Linked DNA regions of Homo sapiens: region 2 is linked to region 1. A link is an interaction called in ENCODE POLR2A ChIA-PET data of the cell type or tissue named here. Cell type or tissue: PC-9. All regions are shown on one strand. Each heading gives the region's core, and the rest is flanking DNA. Links, peaks and the distances in the headings are about the cores only.

Evidence for each region. Peaks named below come from ENCODE experiments on the same cell type or tissue, not always from the same donor. Only the 100,000 strongest peaks of a DNase experiment are listed, where the experiment ranks them.
Region 2: POLR2A ChIA-PET joins it to region 1 with 23 read pairs; 3 of 35 experiments call an interaction of 5 or more read pairs at or near these places.

The regions. Positions count from the first base shown.
Region 1 is chr11:9,034,036-9,043,757 of GRCh38, forward strand. The region is part of intron 16 of SCUBE2 (signal peptide, CUB domain and EGF like domain containing 2); the gene reads right to left. All of the region lies in intron 1 of NRIP3-DT (NRIP3 divergent transcript), which reads left to right. Among named protein-coding and RNA genes, the nearest start is that of NRIP3-DT, 35 kb to the left of the region's middle. RefSeq lists a silencer at 5,211-5,260. In PC-9, for the core only: no CTCF peak of the experiment used is centred there; a DNase peak (open chromatin) is centred at 5,366.
Region 2 is chr11:9,293,928-9,303,649 of GRCh38, forward strand. It overlaps TMEM41B (transmembrane protein 41B), which reads right to left. Exons shown (of 7, transcript NM_015012.4): 2 at 5,657-5,774; 3 at 1,332-1,460. Among named protein-coding and RNA genes, the nearest start is that of TMEM41B, 16 kb to the right of the region's middle. In PC-9, for the core only: no CTCF peak of the experiment used is centred there; no DNase peak of the experiment used is centred there.

The DNA.
Region 1 (9,722 bases), core at 4,362-6,861:
GAATAGGGATCACAGGGGTTCGAATTATTTTTGTAGCACAAGCACTTGATGGTTGAAGAGAGATTTTTAAAAATCCTGGATCTCCCTACTTCACAGGGCTGTTGACACAATTATAGAGGTTAAAATCATTCATTGAACATAGGTCTAGTGCTGGAAGAACAGAGTGTTATTAATTCTGTCTGGTGGCATCCCGAAAGGTGTCCTAGAGGAGGTCACATTTGTGTCAGGCCTTGAAGGATGAATAGGATCTTCGCAGTTGGGAAAGGGGGCAGGTTCTAAAAGTTCATGCATTAAATCAGGAGGAGAGGAAAGAAAAGATTGGGAATAGACTGCAAAAGTTCTTGAGTGCCAGGCATTTGGATTTTATTGTCACAGGTAAAGGAATCATTGAAAGGACAGGAGTCAGGCATGGTGGTGTGCGTCTGTAGTCCTAGCTACTGGGGAGGCTAAGATGGAATCACCTGAGCCTAAGAATTTGAGTCTAGCCTTGGCAACATAGTGAAAATGAGACCCCTTCTCTAAAAAAGAAGAAAGAAAAGAAGAGGAAGATGTCCAGAAGCTGTGTTTTGAAAAGTTCATTCTCTGGTGGCCGGCTGGGATGGGTGGTGATCTCAAGACCCTTACAAAATAGCACACTTCAGGTTCATAATAAACAATACAACAGGCTGTGCGCAGTGGCTCACACCTATGATCCCAGCACTTTAGAAGGCCAAGGTGGGCGGATCACCTGAGGTCAGGAGTTCCAGACCAGCCTGGCCAACATGGAGAAACCCCGTCTCTACTGAAAAAACAAACAAACAAAACAGAAAAATTAGCTGGGTGTGGTGGTGCACACCTGTAATCCCAGCTACTTGGGAGGCAAGGCAGGAGAATTGCTTGAGCTCTGCAAACGCGGAGGTTGCAATGGGCCGAGATGGTGCCACTGCACTCCAGCCTGGGCCACAGAGTGAGGCTCTGTCTCAAAGAAAAAAAAAATCAATACAACAAAGTGTAAATGCTGGTAAATAAGGAAATTCATCAATGTTGCTTCTGGTTCTATTTCTAGTACTGTTAAATGTAGATTTGTACCTTATGTTAGGCTATGAATATGAAGCAAACATACCAAATTTGGCTCCCTACTATTCAAACATCATCAGAGTCATCGCATTTCTAATGACTAACATTTGTTGAGTACTTATACCAGACACCATGTCAAAAGCTCTACATATAGTATTTCATTTATTCCTCAACACAGCCCTAAGGATCTAGGTACTATTATTAGCACCCTTTTACAGAAACAGAGACTTAGAGAGGTTAATAATTTGGCCAAAGTCCCACAGCTAATTTGTGAAATACTCCTATGGTACTGTAAGATCAAGAGCTTTGAGTTTAAAAGGGAAAAAAGTTATTTAACAAACGGGCAGATTTAAGTGCAGTTGAAGACTTTATCAAGGATTCTCTATGGGGCTAGGAGAGTTTGACTGGAACAAACATTCTCTATATGTAAGCTGCCAAGAAATAGAAAAAAATTACATGATAAAGTTAACTATTACAGCTCTCCAGTGTCTGTAACAAGGGAGATCGGTTTTCATCCTATTCTACAAATGCAATTTGCATATATATTCTTAGGGTTAAACATGGGAACGTTCTCTGTTATAAGAAATAAAAATGTCTTTTCATTATTCATTCCAAAATCTTAAAAAAAAAATCAGGCTTTTGGATCATGGTAAGCAAAAAATATGCCACATTTTAAATATTATTTCTACAATTCAATGTAACCAATTAATAAAGTCTATCCAAATATCTAAATCTTAATACTCATATTTCTTGGATTTTCTTTTACAACATTCATGTATCATTTAAATACAATTTTATATATATAGATTTTTTGAGATGGAGTTTTCACTCTTGTTGCCCAAGCTGGAGTGCAATGGCGCGATCTCAGCTCATCGCAACCTCCGCCTCCTGGGTTCAAGCGATTCTCCCACCCCAGCTTCCCAAGTAGCTGGGATTACAGGCAAGCACCACCATGCCGGGCTAATTTTTTGTATTTTTAATAGAAACAGGGTTTCACCATGCCAGCCTGGCTGGTCTCGAACTCCTGACTTCAGGTGATCCACCTGCCTCAGCCTCTCAAACTGCTGGGATTATAGGCATGAGCCACCATGGCCGACTACAATTTTATATTTTTAAAAAATTAAAAGTGAACCAAACTCTTGTTTTATTGGCAAACAATATTATAATGAGACTGATGGCAAATAGAGTATAATTCCAGACTTCTTCTCTAAATGCAGCCCTACTGGATAATGGTTTCCATATCGCTCTGGTTCCAGCCCATCTCTCATGTAAAGCTGGGCTGAATTCTGTATTACGAACTCACGTTTTACCCTGTGTCCCACTTGACTCTTTCAGTGTCTGTAGCAGGCCAGTATATCAGAGAATAACTCCTTCATGGCTCTAAGGAGCTCACCTGTCATGAAGCAGGTAAAACCAAGGCTGTCCAGAGCCCCTCTGCTCAGCCATTTCTATCTGAAGAAGAGCTGTTTTTACAATACTCATCCACGGAAGGGAAAGTGCCGATATGGTGACAATGATTCCAACAGCCCCATTAATCATAACGTAGAGTCACATCACCATGGTCTGTTCCATCATGGTTCCTCTGGCAGAAAACAGATGTCCTCAGCAGGTGGACAACACCAGGCCTGGTTCTCACTGAGCCAGGGACCAGGATGGGCTCCTGCTGCTCTGCTGTCCCTGCTGCTGAGAACTCTTTCAACCTCCACAGCCTTTGCAAGGTGACCTTTAGAGAGACCTCACAATATCCCACCTCTGTGCCATTTCTTAACTGCTCGAAGTGCCAAGAAACCCTTCAGGCTGCCCTGTGGAAAAGAGGGCACCAGTTCTTTTTCCTCACAATGAAAGGCCTGCTTCACATAAACAAACTCATATTGTCAGTCACAGTGTCCATTTTCCTTCCAGAGAGAAAGACCTGCAGAAATAATTCATGCCAAGCACCTCCCAAATATATTTGATTCTTTCACAAGGTAAAAATGAGCTAAACACTAAAAGGCAACTCTGAAATATCATGAAGGGATGCCTGAAAACCGCTCTTTGCAAATGTGCTGAGAATCTGGCCTGCAGAGACCTCAATCACACGTTCCAGTGGCTTCTCTCTTCTCCTTCAGCAGCCAGCTTGTTTTGCTGCCCAGGACAAAGGAGTCAATTGCCCCCAGAACACTTCACTATCACAGCAAAGCTTTTGTGTGCCTTCAGTGACCATTAAAATCTCATTCTCAAATCCCACACAGCTGTTTTTTCTCCTTCTTTAAAAAAGATACGAGAAAGCTTTTCTGATGCAAAAGGGACAGACCAGCAGGATGAGGATTAATGGCGACAAAGAAGCTTGAAGCCTCCGCCTCTTTTCAGCACTGTGGCCTTTGAGTATTTCAGGCTATAGACAAACACTATGGTCTCTCTGTGGCTAAGATGATGAACCTAATAAAAGGGGTCACCCTCTAGTATTTGACTGCTTTCTTAAGAATCACGCCTTGACTTCTGAAGAAGAGCCATAAGCAGCCCACGTGGATTCCCAGGGTGCCCCAGGGCTGCTGCTTTGTCCCAGTCCAGAGGTGCTGATGCCCCAGGCAGAGTTGGCCTCAGGATCCTGGTTTGAGCTCTCTTTAAATGACTGCCCCCATGATAACAGGGGACAGTCCTTCTTGGGCTGAGAGATTGATTTTTCATTGTCCAGGTTTTTGACCTGTGCTCAGGTTTGCTCTTTAAAAACATTCCTGTAGTTGAGGCAGAGAAATGAGCCCAGCTTGATGCCTTCTTCCTTATTGGGTTCCCAAATGCACACTATGTTCTTTTCATGCCTAGTTAACTGGAGCTGAAATTTCACTTCCTTTAGAGTGCCTTTTTTGCCCTCAATTTAAATATTTCTCCAAAGATTTGCCCTTTGCCCTCTTTTCTCTTAATGTTATCTACTATCCTTGGGATTTCATCTGTTGTCCCTGTGAAGATTCATTTACTCATTCATTCAATAAGTACTTATTGAGCACTCATTATGTGCTGAGTACCGTTCTAGGAGCTGGAGACACAGCAGAGAAGAGACATGACCCTGTTCTAATGGGGTTCTCAGGGCAGTAAATAAATGAGCAATAAATCTCAATGAGCAAGCAAATAAGTATGTAATAGAATGCAAGTAGTAGTATGATGAAGAAAAGGAAAACAGGGGAAGATTACAAAGAGGGGGTAGGGATGGAGTTTGTATATATGCTATTTTAGAACTGTGGCCAAGAAAGGCCTTTCTGAACAGAGACCAGAATAAAATGTGGGAAACAGGCTGGGTGCTGTGGCTCACACCTGTAATCCCAGCACACTGGGAGGCTGAGGCAGGAGGACTGCTTGAGCCCAGAGTTCAAGACCAGCTTGGGAAATATAGTGAGACCTCGTCTTTCCAAAATCACCTTAAAAAGTTAGCTGAGCGTGGTAGTGCATGCCAGTGGGAGAATAGCTTGAGCCCAGGAGGCGGAGGTTGCAATGAGCCAAAATCACACCACTACACTCCAGCCTGGGTGACAGAGCAAGACCCTGTCTAAAAAACAAACAAACAAACAAACACAAAACAACAACAAAAAAAAACAGGAAATAGCCTTGCAATGAGATTGCCTAATAGCAAGAAAGGCAGTGTAGTAGGAACACAGCATAAGGGGGTAGGGCAATAAGAGAGGAACTTTAAAAAGCAAGCAAGGGCCAGATCACATGGGTGCTTGAAGGCCATGGTAAGGAAATTAGACCTTACCCAAAGTATGTTGGAGGTTTGAAATGGGGCAGTGACACAATCTGATTTATGTTTTTCTTTTCTTTTCTTTTCTTTTCTTTTCTTTTTTCGTTTAGGAGACAGGGTTGCGCTCTGTTACCCAGGCTGGAGTGATCATGGCTCACTGCAGACTCAACCTCCTGGGCTCAAGTGATCCTCCCACCTTAGACTCCTGAGTAGCTGGAACTACAGGCTTGCACCACCATGCCCAGCTAATGTTTTAACTTTTTGTAGAAATAGGGTCTCCTGGGCTCAAGTGGTCCTCTGTCTCGGCATCCGAAAGTGAGCCACTGTACCCAGCCTGATTTATGTTTTTAAGAGATGTCCTGGCTGCTGTGTGGAGAACAGATGGAGGCCAGGCAAGGCTGAGGAGAACAATTCAGAGCCTGGTACAACAGACTGAGCTAGAGATGACGGTGGCTTGAAACAGAGCAGTAATAATAACGGAGGAGGAGAAAACTGGTCAGATAAAGGAAATTACCTGAAGGCAGAGCTGACAGGATTTGCACACGGACTGGATGAGGAACGCAACAGAAAGGGAGAGGTCAAGATGACTCAGGCTTTCCACTTGAGCAACTGGGTGAGGCGAGGTGCCCCTTACTGAGATGCTGGTTTGATTTGATTTGAAGCTTGAGAGGATAAGAAGCTTTGTTTGGAAACACTGAGTTTGAGATGCCAGTTGGCCATCCAAGTGCGGACACTAGGAAGGCACGGGTTCTACTGTTGGTCTCTGAGGCGGAATACTACACCTCGGGGGTTGACAAGATGATCCACCGGGTGGGAGCACGTTTCTACACCCATGCCTACGAATTTTCACCTAAAATAAGAAACAAACGAAGCTCCTCTGGTTTAGAATATGGTGTAAGAGCAGCCTCCCAGCCAGTCTCCATCTCTGTGAGGCACAAGACACATGTGAGGAGCCAGGGTCGCCAAGAAAAGAGAAGCACTGGCACCCACAACTCGGGCGCAGGGCACTGACTGACTCTCGCCTCTCAATACATAGAGAATAGTTACAGCTTAGCTATGCCTGGGTAATGAGATGTCCTGACCTATATGATCGTGTTTTTAACTAAACTAACCATCACAAAATAGAAAGCAGCTTTGATGGATTCCCGGAAAGAACACCCGACTGAAGGGCGTAAACGTGACGCGAGCCCATGCGCACCACAGGAGTGTCCGTGGGCGCATCTTCTGCTCCTAGCACAGCAGCCACGCGCGTCCGCACCACAGGAGAGGGCCCGTGGGTGCATCTTCTGCTCCTAGCACAGCAGCCACCCGTGTCCACAGTGGAGCGGAGGTTTCCCATCCAAGACCCCCAGTGGGTGCCTGGAACCTCGGAGAGTACCACACCCTATATACACTAGGGGTTTTCCTATGCGTGCTTATTCATGATAAAGTTTCATTTATAAATTAGGCACAGCAAGAGATTAACAATAATAATAAAATAAAACAATTATCACAACATATTATAATAAAAAGTTATGTGAATGTGGTCTCTCTCTCAAAGTATCTTATAGTACCGTACTCACCCTTCTTGTGATCTGTCAATCTGATAACTGAGATGACTACTATGTGACTAACATGGGGGAGGGTATACACCGTGGGTACACAGGAGAAAGGGAGGATTCATATCCCAGGCAGGATGGGGAGGGTACACAGCGTGGGTACGCAGGAGAAAGGGAGGATTCATATCCCAGGCAGGATGGGGAGGGTACACAGCATGGGTACGTAGGAGAAAGGGAGGATTCATATCCCAGGCAGGATGGGGAGGGTATACACCGTGGGTACGCAGGAGAAAGGGAGGATTCATATCCCAGGCAGGATGGGGAGGGTACACAGTGTGGGTACGCAGGAGAAAGGGAGGATTCATATTCCAGGCAGGATGGGGAGGGTATACACCGTGGGTACGCAGCATAAAGGGAGGATTCATATCCCAGGCAGGATGGAGCAGGACAACACGAGATTTCATCACACCACTCTGAAGAGTGGGCAATTTAAAACTTACAAATTGTTTATTTCTGGAATTTTCCATTTGATATTCTTGGACCATGGTTGACCCAGGTAACTGAAACCACAGAAAGCAAAACTGCCTATAAGGAGGCACTAGTGTATTACCTCTTTGTCAAACTACATCATGAGACAGAAACAGTTACGATTTAATCTGGTCTGTCAAGAGTTCACCTAAAGCACTAGCAATAGTCAAAAAGACTATAGGACAAATGGATTTGCAACCACCACTATCAATAATGAACTTCGCCCAATTGTAAAGATTCTACCTTAAGATGCTAGCCAGTTATTTTTAAATTTGTTTAATCTTTATCTTGTTCTGTCTTTTGTGATGAACATAGTGTACTAGCCAATAGTGTAAGTATATAGTTTATAAATAAGTAAACATTCATATATATTTTACTTAGAGGGAGAGAGAATGTGTGTGTGTGCATTCTTAAATGTTCAGCATCTCTGGGACAAAGGAGCTGGAGAGGGCAGTTTCAGAATCGCCAGCATGTGGTGGTATTTAAAGCTATGGCACTGGGTAAGGTCACCAAGGAGAGTGTGAAGACAGAGGAAGGGACGAAGGATTCAACCCTAGGATAATCAGAAAGTAGGGGAGGAACCGGAACCAGCATTGAAAATGAAAAGGGAGCAGCCAGTGAGGTATGGAGAAGCAGAAGTGTGTTGTGTCTGAAACCCACAGGAAGAAAGTGTTTCCAGGAGAGGGAGTGATCAGCAGAGAGGATGCCTCATGAGGAGTGAGGAAAGGCAACTGGATTCGGCATCACAGAGGTGGTTAGGAATCTTGGAAAATGTTTCTGTGGAGAGGTTAGGCATGAAAATCAGACTGAAGAGAAATGGGAGGTAAGGAGGCAAAGACAGTATGACTACGGCTCCTTCAAAGAGCTTCGTTCTACACAGAATGGGGGACACAGAAATGAGGCAGTAGCTATAGAGATGCATGAAGTCAATGGAGGGTTTGTTTGGTTTTTAAGACAGGAGATGGGTTTGTGTGATGTTGGAAATGATCTAGCAGAGGAGAAGAATTCTGAGATGGGAGGGGTTGATGGGGACAGCATGGGCAACATTCTTAAGAAGCTGAGAGAGAACAGGCTCCAGCTTGAGTGCAAGATAGAGGGGGGCCTTAGAGGCATGGGCTGCCCATCCATTTTAACAGGAGGCAGGTCTGAGCCTGTGTGGACAGACTCGGGATTAGGCAAGTTAGGCTGGACATGAAGAGAAGAAGTTGTTTCGCTAGACTCCCAGACACCCATGGACACCTCTGCCTAGAAATCTTGTTGCCCAAGGAGCACTTCTCTCCCTGGCCTCTGGCTTTACTCCTCTTACAGAAGCATCTCTATTTTCCCAGGCACCAAGGCTCCAAATCACAGCTCTCCCTGGCTTCTCTCCTCACTGCCCTGTCACTCAGCGGCAGCATCCTACAGCTGTGTCCCTTCTCTCTATCCCCTATTCTTCGTCCCCATGGCATGAATGTCCCTTAGATCCTCACCGTCTCTTATTTGGATTGCCGCAGTAACCTTCCAAGATTCCCCTGGCTTTCTGTCCCTCCCTGCCTCCACTCTTTCCATTCTACCATCAGATGCACCTTTCTAAACTCTTTTTCTGATTGCTTCACTCCCTGGCTCAAAAACCTCCTTGCCTTGCCTTCCTGCACTCCTCTCAGTTTCTCTGACTCAATATTCAGGCTTTAGCCTCCTTTTATGTATCTTTTTCATCCTTTCTCATGCTCTCTCAAGAGCCTATTTTTTTCCTGCTTCTCCTATAAATCTCTTCTGATTATTTCTTCCCCAGTGATCACATTCATTTCATCATTCAACCAACCCCCTGGCGTTTTCTCAGTGCCTCCTGCATATGAAACAGGGCATGGTGAGATGAGGGATGTATGGGAAGCAAGTGCCAGGATCACAGGCCACATCAGAATCCTCTGAGCTCAGCCCACCTCTTTCCCCTTCTCAGTCCCCAATCCATGTCATCCCCAAATGCTGCTCATTTTCCCTCTTAAATATTTCTCTAACCCATTGCTGTTTCTCTATCTAGGACCTGCATGTTCTCAGTATCTCATAGGCAACACATTCAAAAGCCCCCAGATTGGTCTTTCTGCCTCTAATTCTGCTCCCTCCAGTAAAGTCAGAGAGATCTTTCTAGAATACACATATGACCTGGACACTTCCCGAGTAAATCCTCCAATGGCAGCATGTCACCTAGAGATAAAGTTGAGGCTCCTTAGCAACATATCCAAGGTTGCTGCAGAGGAACAGCAGTAAGCTGTTACAAAAGGAATTAAATGTTCCTAGTCTCTCAAGAACCCAGGCACTAAAATACTTCCCAGTTTGCCAGTTGTCTGGATTGTTTCTTCTAAAAATCTCAGCAAGTTTTCAAAACAACCAAATACAGTATATATAATACATACATACATACATACATATATACACACACATGCATACACACACATATATATTATCCAGTGTATTTCTTAAATAATTTATCTTTTAGCTGGTATTATGAAAGTACAATAGCTAGACATCCATGTCATATAGTTAATTTTCTTTAGACATGAAGAACTTTATGAAGTACTACAGAGCTTAAGAAATTTGTTCCTTGGACCCTATAATCATTTTTTTTTTTTGCCATCTTGTTAAAATTGATCACAGATGGTACAAAGGTCACTTGGAGAGCAGGCTGTCCCCAAAGTCCCCAAATGCCAAATTAATGAAACTTTACTATATAAAATAATGATAAGAAAGAAAATATACAATTGGTCAGAAGTGATTATTTTCTCTGGTGTAAATTGGGACTTTAAAATTTATTTTTTAATGCTATACAAAGGACAAACAGTTCAATGCAAAAATAGGCAAAGAATATAGATGTTTTCAGAAGAAGGAATCCAAATGACCACAGGCATAAGACA
Region 2 (9,722 bases), core at 4,057-6,556, 260 kb after region 1:
GGCGTGGCGGCTCATGACTGAAATCCCAGCACTTTGGGAGGCTGAGGAGCTCAGGAGTTCAACACCAGCCCAGACAACATAGCAAAACCTGGCATCTACAAATAAATCCCAAATTTAACTGGGTGTGCCTGTGGTTCCAGCTACTCGGGAGGCTGAGGTGGGAGGATCACTTGAGCCCAGGAGGCTGAGGCTGCAGTGAGCCATGATCATGCCACTGCACTCCAGCCTGGGTGACAGGGGGAGAACCTGTCTCAAAAAAAAAAAAAAAAAAAAAAAAAAAAAAAAAGCCGGGCACAGTGGCTCTCACCTGTAATCCCAGCACTTTGGGAGGCTGAGATGGGCAGATCACCTGAGGTCAGGGGTTCCAGACGACCCTGGCCAACATGGTGAAACTCCGTCTCTACTGAAAATACAAAAATTAACCAAGTATGGCGGCAGGCGCCTGCAATCCCAGCTACTTGGGAGGCTGAGACTGGAGAATCGCTTGAACCTAGGAGGTGGAGGTTGCAGTGACCAGAGATTGTGCCTCCAGCCTGTGTAACAAGAGCAAAACTCCATCTCAAAAAAAAAAAAAAAAAGTTGGTTTAAAAAGGATGATTACTTTTACAACATCAAGAAGTAAATTACGTCTTTCATTAACTGAGAAGATCTGGAAAACAGTTTGGATAAGAATAAAAGATATTAACAAATCAGAAATGAAAATTAAACTCCACAATATGCAAAATTAAGCACCCACAGCTAAGCAGTTTGAAATAAAGCTATTTTCCTGACTAGTTAAAATGTAATATATTTCTATAAAATATATATCAAAAATTGTAAAAAACATTCATTCCTTTGAATAAGTATCTTAAGAATTTTTACAAAAGAAACAATGCAAGAAAAAAACATGAACAAAGGAGATTCATAATACATATCTATAAAAATTAACAACAAATTATACCTCCAAACCTAACAGAACAATTATAAAAATACTATGGTGACTACTAATTCAAAATAATTATATAAACTAGTATCATCAGTTAATGAATACAATTATAAATCAAACCCATAAAATAAACATCTTAATAATATGCAATAAAGGAAAATGTTTGGTAAGTGAAAAAAGCAGAATACAAAAGAACTTCTAATAAATATTCAGACATAAAAACAATTAGTTCAGCAAATAGGATTAAAGTGATAATTTTTTTCCATTTTAATTTTTCAATTATTTAATATTGTCACACTGCAATAACAAATTTTAAAAGGAAAATAGTTATGTATAAATGAAGAGCAGACCTTTTACACTTTTTCTTGAACAAAATTAGAAAACATTTTTTCAGTTAAAAGGATACAAAATATATGTAGCAAAATAAGCTACAAGTACTTGAACATAAAAGGTGTCCTTGTATTTGGATAAAACTTTTCCTAGAGCCTTGGCATCATCCATATCTCTGGGAACCTTCATATTCACTCTTTCTTCTCTGAAGAAATAAAGTGAAAAATTTTAGAACAGAATTTTGCCAAGATAATATCAAAGTCAAGTTCACAACATGAAGTTTTATCCAAAATGATTTCATGCCTTGATCTATTAAGTCTAAATTAGCAATGTTTAAGTTTAAAAGTTTATAATTTTTCTTTTGTTTTGAGACATAGAGTCTTGCTCTGTTGCCCAGGCTGCAGTGCAGTGGTGGAATCTCAGCTCACGGCAATCTCTGCCTCCCAGGTACAAACGATTCTCCTGCCTCAGCCTTCTGAGAAGCTGGGATCACAGGCGTGCACCACCATGCCCAGCTAACTTTTGTATTTTTAGTAGAGAGGGAGTTTCACCATGTTGCCAGGCTGGTCTCAAACTCCTGTGCTCAAATGATCCTCCTGCCTCGGCCTCCCAAAGTGCTGGGATTACAGGAGTGAGCAACCGCACCTGGCCTATAAATTATTATTAATTTCATTTTATTTTTATTATTTTTTTTGACACAGTCTCACTCTGTTGCCCAGGCTGGAGTGCATTGGCGCGATCTCGGCTCAGTGCAACCTCCACCTCCTGGATTCAGGTGAGTTTCCTGCCTCAGTCTCCCAAGTAGCTGGGATTACAGGCACGTCCCACCATGCCTGACTAATTTTTGTATTTTTAGTAGAGACGGGGTTTCACCATGTTGGCCAGGCTGGTCTCAAATTCCTGACCTTAGGTGATCCACCCGCCTTGGCCTCCCAACGTGCTGGGATTACAGGAGTAAGCCACCATGCCCGGCTATAAATTATTTTTTAATGCTTTAATATAATTTCATGAGACAGGCAATTTTTTCTTTTTAATGTCTCAGCAGAATCAGAGACAGGTAATTTATATATGAAGGCTCTGGATGACGCAAACCAAGGGTTAAAGGCATTTGTTCCAACATCGAAACAAATTTTAACTTGAATATAAGAAATGAACCACTGGCCAGGCACATGGTGGCTCACGCCTGTAACCCCAGCACTTTGGGAAGCCGAGGCGGGTGGATCGCCTGACATGAGGAGTTCGAGACCAGCCTGGCAAACGTGTTGAAACCCCGTCTCTACTAAAAATACAAAAATTAGCTGGGCATGGTGGTGCATGCCTGTAATCCCAGCTACTCAGGAGGCTGGGGCAGGACAATCACTTGAACCCGGGAGGCAGAGGCTGCAGTGAGCCTCCAGCCTGGGCAACAGAGACTCCGTCTCAAAAAAAAAAAAAAAAAAAAGAAAGAAAGAAAAAAAGAACCACTGATGTTAGTAAATTAAAAACATTTAACATCATTTTGGGTAATCCTGATGATAAACTAAATAATAATTTACAATGAAAATTAAGTAAAAATGTAACAAATTCACAGTTCAAACATTTTCTTGAATACCACAGATCAAAGTCCACAAAAAACTGCAAGTTTTCCAGTACTTTTACTCTATATTTGGCACTTTGTTTGGAACTGAATGATTTCTTGCTTAGGAAAGCCTCGAATAATCACCTTTGTGTTTCATGCATATTATGATCATTTCTTTTTTTTTGTTTGTTCTATAGGCAGGCTCCCATGCTCTGTCACCCAGGCTGGATGGAGTGCAATGGCACGATCATAGCTCAATATTACCTCCATCTCCTAGGTTCAAGTGATCCTCCCACCTCAGACTACTGAGTAGCTGGGACTGCAGGCACGTGCCACTATGCTCTGCTAGTTGTTGTTTTTTTTAGATAGAGTCCTGCTCTGTCGCCCAGGTTGGAGTGCAGTGGCGTGATCTCGGCCCACTGCAAGCTCCGCCTCCCAGGTTCACGCCATTCTCCTGCCTCGGCCTCCCAAGTAGCTGGGACTACGGGCGCCCGCCACCACGCCCAGCTAATTTTTTTATTTTTAGTAGAGATGGGGTTTCTCCACGTTAGCCAGTCTGGTCTCAAACTCCTGACCTCACGTGATCCGCCCACCTTGGCCTCCCAAAGTACTGGGGTTACAGGCATGAGCCACCGCGCCAGGCCGCTCTGCTAATTTCAAAATTTTTTATAGGCTGGGCGCAGTGGCCTAGGCCTGTAATCCCAGCACTTTGGCAGGCCGAGATGGGTGGATCACGAGGTCAGGAGTTCAAGATCAGCCTGGGCAGCACAGTGAAACCCCATCTCTACTAAAAATACAAAAATTAGCTGGGCATGGTGGCATACATCTACAGTCCCAACTACTTGGGAGCCTGAGGCAGGAGAATCGCTTGAACTGGGAGGTGGGGGCTGCAGTAAGCCAAGATTGCACCACGGCACTCCAGCCTGGGCGACAGAGTGAGACTCTGTCTCAAAAAAATAAATAAATAAAGTTTTTTATACAGATGGGGTCTCGCTATGTGACCCAGGCTGTTCTCAAACTCCTGGATTCAAGTGATCCTCCCAAAGTGCTAGGACTAAAGGCCTGAGTCCTCATTTGTTTACATGACAAAAAAAATTTAACTGACCTATGGCTGGGAACAGTGGCTCACACCTGTAATCCCAGCACCCACCCTGTCTCTACAAAAAATTAAAGAACTAGCAGAGCATAGTGGTGCATGCCTGTACTCCTACCTACTCGGGAAACTGAGGTAGGGGATCATTTCAGCCCAGGAGGTTGAGGCTGCAGTGAGCCATAACTGTGCCACTACACTTCAGCCTGGGTAACAGAGCAAGACCCTGCCTCAAAAAAAAAAAAAAAAAAAAAAGAGGTGTGAGCCCCTCTTTCTCAAGTCCAGTAAGATACCCAGTAAACTAAAGGTTCCTACTTATGAAATTTATAAAACTAAAAAGACTCTAGGCTGGGCACAGTGGCTCATGCCTGTAATCCCAGCACTTTGGGAGGTCAAGGTGGGCAGATCACATGAGGCCAGGAGTTCAAGACCAGCTTGGCCAACATGGCAAAACCGCATCTCTACTAAAAATACAAAAATTAGCCGGGTGTGGTGGTGCACACCTGTAATTCCAGCTACTCGTGAGACTGAGGCAGGAGAATCGCTTGAACCCAGGAGGTGGAGGTTGCAGTGGGCTGAGATGGCACCATTGCACTCCAGCCTGGGCAACTATCTCAAAACTCAGTCTCAAAAAAAAAAAAAAAAAATTGTGGGCTGGGCACAGTGGCTCACGCCTGTAATCCTAGTACTTTGGGAGGACAAGGTGGGCAGATCACTTGAGGCCAGGAGTTTGGGACCAGCCTGGCCAACAGGTTTAAAACCCCATCTCTACTAAAAATACAAAAATTAGCCAGCCGTGGTGGCACACATCTATAATCCCAACTACTCAGGGGACTGAGGCACAAAAATCCTTCAACTCAGGAGAGGAGGCAGAGATCACAGTAAGCCAAAATCAACACCACTTACTCCAGCCTGGGCGATAGAGTGAAACTATCTCAAATGAAGAAAAAAAAAAAAAAATTGTGAAGGAAGGCAATTTGGAGAAAACATGACCTTCCTGATACTTTGATATCACATTTCACAGTTCTCCATTACCACATCAGGCTGGCCCTGGTTGAAAGTCTAACTACATCTTAGTAGTCCTTCATATAATCTATGATTATACCAGGGTGGTATTACTAGGGTTTAATAGCTCTGGGATATTTTGCCCTTCTAAAATATATTTCCAGGCTGGGCACAGTGGCTCAAGCCTATAATCCCAGCACTTTGGGAGGCCGAGGCAGGTGGATCACCTGAGGTCAGGAGTTCAAGACCAGCCTGGCCAACATGGTGAAACCCCGTCTCTACTAAAAATACAAAAATTAGCTGGGTGTGGTGGCCCACCCCTATAATCCCAGCTACTCGAGAGGCTGAGGCAGGAGAACTGCTTGAACCTGGGAAGCAGGGCTTATACAGTGAGCTGAGATCACGCCACTGCATTCCAGCCTGGGTGACAGGGCAAGACTCTGTCTCAAAAAAAAAAAAAAAAAAAAAAAGAAAGTATATATACATACATACACACACACACACACACACGTGTGTGTATATAAATATATTAAATATACATATACACACACACATATAGATGTATGTATTTCCACATGGGTTTTGCCGTGTTGCCCAGGCTGGTCTCGCACTCCTGGACTCAACCAATCCACCCACCTCGGCCTCCCAAAGTGTTGAGATTACAGGCATCAGCTACTGCACTTGGCCTTAATCCACTTTCATCTTATAAATATCTATACATTTTCAGTTTATCTCTCAGTATACTTACTCACTAAGCTGAGGAAAATTTTTATATACCAAAAACATAACAAAAGCTGCAGATAAGAAAATGGACACCAATATAAGGAGTGACATTCTTGCTGATCCAGCTTCTACCCAGGATTTTTCTGGAAGAAAAAAGAAAGTATAATTAAGATAAATATAAAGGAAGACATGCTAGCAAATAATTTCTGTACATGCTTTCCTTCCAGAAAATGGCGTGTGCTTTTGCCTAAAATGATGTGACATTAAATTTAAGCACTGGGCCGGGCACAGTGACTCACGCCTGTAATCCCAGCACTTTGGGAAGCCGAGGCAGGTAGATCACTTGAGGTTGGGAGTTCGAGACCAACCTCACCAACATGGAGAAACTCCGTCTCTACTAAAAATACAAAATTAGCTGGGCATGGTGGTGCATGCCTGTAATCCCAGCTATTCGGGAGGCTGAGGCAGGAGAATCACTTAAATTTGGGAGGTAGAGGTTGCGGTGAGTGGAGATAGAGCCATTGCACTCCAGCCTGGGCAACAAGAGCAAAACTTCGTCTAAAAAAATAAAAACAATAATTAATTATATTTAAGCACTGTACAGTACTTGAAGTTTAATAACTGGATATATTACTTTGGGGGGATATATCCATTTTAGAAGTATGAAAAAGCAGAACACCAGACTCTGTAGCATTGGTTTATTGATAAGCCAAAGGGGAAAAAAAGAACATTGTTCTAAATGCTCTAAATTTTATCATACTGTCAATTTCATATTTCTATACTGGGAGCCAACAGCATAGACAAAATGGCCCCTTTGGAAAAATGAGGTAATTTGGCAATTACTTCACCTGTTTTAAGAACATAAATATTCACAAATGCAACTGGTGAAATGTTATACTTTCTCTTTATACCAAATGCATCGGAATATAAACTTGAATCTCAAATGTTTTGGGTACCTCTGCAACTCCAACAATGGGAGAATATTTATAGTCCCTCAAAAGGTAATCTCAGTATTAGCTTAAAAAATTATATGAACGAGGCCAGGCGCGGTGGCTCACGCCTGTAATCCCAGCACTTTGGGAGGCCGAAGCGGGCAGATCATGAGGTCAGGAGATCGAGACCATCCTGGCTAACATGGTGAAACCCCGTCTCTACTAAAAATACAAAAAATTAGCTGGGCATGGTGGCAGGCGCCTGTAGTCCCAGCTACTCGGGAGGCTGAGGCAGGAGAATGGTGTGAACCCGGGAGGCAGAGCTTGCAGTGTGCTGAGATCGCACCACTGCACTACAGCCTGGGCGACAAAGCAAGATTCCGTCTCAAAAAAAAAAAAATTATATTAACAATAAAAGTATGGAATGAGATTCCAGAAGCAGTAAGCAGAAGAAAGTACGGGACTGTTTTCCCAGGAACTGGTCAATAGCGCGAAGGCCAGGACAACTTTACATTGCACTCACTGGGGAAGAGGTAGGAGTGGGTGACTCAATTTTTATTTTACCATTATCCCTTGTATACACTGATAATACTCAAGAGTATTTAAAAATATGTATACTATATGGCCCGGCATGATGGCCCACGCCTGTAATCCCAGCACTTTGGGAGGCCGAGGTGGGCGGATCACAAGGTCAGGAGATTGAGACCATCCTGGCTAACACGGTGAACCCCCATCTCTACTAAAAATACAAAAAATTAGCTGGGCATGGTGGTGGGCGCCTGTAGTCCCAGCTACTTGGGAGGCTGGGGCAGGAGAATGGCATGAACCTGGGAGGCGGAGCTTGCAGTGAGCCAAGATCGCACCACTGCACCCCAGCCTAAAAAAAATGTATACTATAATTCAGATTTATTATTTTTAGTTCCCTTAGAATGGATTCAACTATTGCACAGGTGGCTTTCAAACACGCGTTTATGAAGTATCCTAAAAGTACTGAACTGCCTATACTCTCTTTAGCAAATCCTTCTTCATAAAAGTTTACAAATGTGTATTAGACAGCTGTCATTGCTGCTCTGCCCCATCTCCCTTCTCTTGAATTAACACCCTTCCCCTGTCCCATAAGGGGGCCAATCTCAGTAGCCCCTATTCTAACATTCTACCCTCCCAAACCCAGAAAACTGTCTGGCCCAGGGTTGGACACCTCACCCAAGTAGTAACAAATCATTACTGGCTGACCAGATTTTCTCTTGATAATTTGAACTAAAAGAGATACTGGTTGTCAAGCGATAGTGGGACTTGGAGCTAAAAGGTTAAATGGTGGAGGACACAGTAAGCCAAAGTGGTACGCCGAAGACATGTATCAGAAAACAAGAAAGGTTGGAACAGAAACCCAGAGAAGCAGAATTGGGAAATATAGCTAAGCTACTTGCTGATTTCTAACGTTCCACTTCCCCAATGCCTAGCTCTATTTCTTGCTCATAAATGCCAGTTGAGATTCTCTCTTATATTATTTTTCTCGGTTTTTTTTTTTTTTTTTGAGACGGAGTCCTGCTCAGTCGCCCAGGCTGGAGTGCAGTGGCACAATCTCAGCTCACTGCAACCTCCGCCTCCCGGGTTCACGCCATTCTCCTGCCTCAGCCTCCCGAGTAGCTAGAACTACAGACACCTGCCACGATGCCCGGCTAATTTTTTTTTGTATTTTTAGTAGGGATGGGGTTTCACCATGTTAGCCAGGATGGTCTTATCTCCTGATCTTGTGATCCACCCGCCTCGGCCTCCCAAAGTGCTGGGATTACAGGCGTGAGCCATAGCGCCCGGCATTATTTTTCTCTTGTTTTAACAATCTTCCTTTTTTCCTAGTTTAAACTGATGTCTATTCCTTTCAACCAAAAAGTCTTGACTAAATAAAAGATGAGCTTCATTTTTATCCCTTGTCTCACTACAACAATTGGCATTAGTAAGATTTTGCTGATTTTTTTACCCCCGCAAGAGACAGGGTCTCCCTATGTTGCCGAGGCTGGACTTGAACTCCTGGGCTCCAGCAATCCTCCTACTTCAGCCCCTCAAGTAGCTGGCACTACAGGCATGTAACACTGAGCCCTGACTAGATATTACTAAATTCTATGTTGAACACATAGAGAAATAGAAACCAACTAGCTCCTTGCTATTCAAAGAATGTTTGGTAGACTATATGAATCAGCATTATCAGGAAGCTTGCTGGAAATTCAGATTCCCACTGAAGCAAAAATCTGCATTTTAATGATACTCGTGATCTTCATGCACATTAAAGTTTGAAAAGCTAAAATCTGGCCCACTTTTACAAGTAAGAGGCCCAAAGAAGAAGGGTATACTATTTTTTAAAAAAAAATCCTGAGCCAGAGTGGTGGTGGTGTACACCTATAGTCCCAACTACTCAAGAAACTCAGTCAGGAGGATCACTTAAGCACAGAACTTTGATTCCGGCCTGGGCAACACAGTGAGACCCTATCTCTAAAAGGAACCAAATAATGTGAAGTGTATTTCCAAAGCATTTTGTTGTTGTTGTCTGAGAAGGAGTCTCGCTCTGTTGCCCAGGCTGGACTGCAGTGGCACGATCTCGGCTCACTGCAACCTCCACCTCCCAGGTTCAAGCAATTCTCCTGCCTCAGCCTCCCAAGTAGCTGGGATTACAGGCATGTGCCACCACACTGGCTAATTTTTTTTGTATTTTTAGTAGAGACGGGGTTTCACCATATTGGCCAGGCTGGTCCAAGTGATTCCCTTGCCTCAGCCTCCCAAGTAGCCGGGATTACAGACGTGTGCTACCACACCCAGCTAATTTTTATATTTTTAGTAGAGATGGGGGTTTCACCATGTTAGCCAGGCTGGTCTTGAACTCCTGACCTCAGGTGATCTGCCCACCTCGGCCTACCAAAGTGCAGGGATTATAGGCGTGAATGAGTGTGCCCAGTCTGCAAAGCATTTTAATATCTGTTTATAATTTACCTGTAATTTCTGTTGAAATAAGAATTGCTTAGGTTAGTGCTTTGATAATACTAAATATAAATTATTCTTACCTATTCATTAAATTTAGCAAGTTTTCTATAAAAAACTAAATTATCTTTTCCTACTTTCAGTAATCTAAACAATCTAACTTCCCAACTAGTCCCTATTATTCTTTTT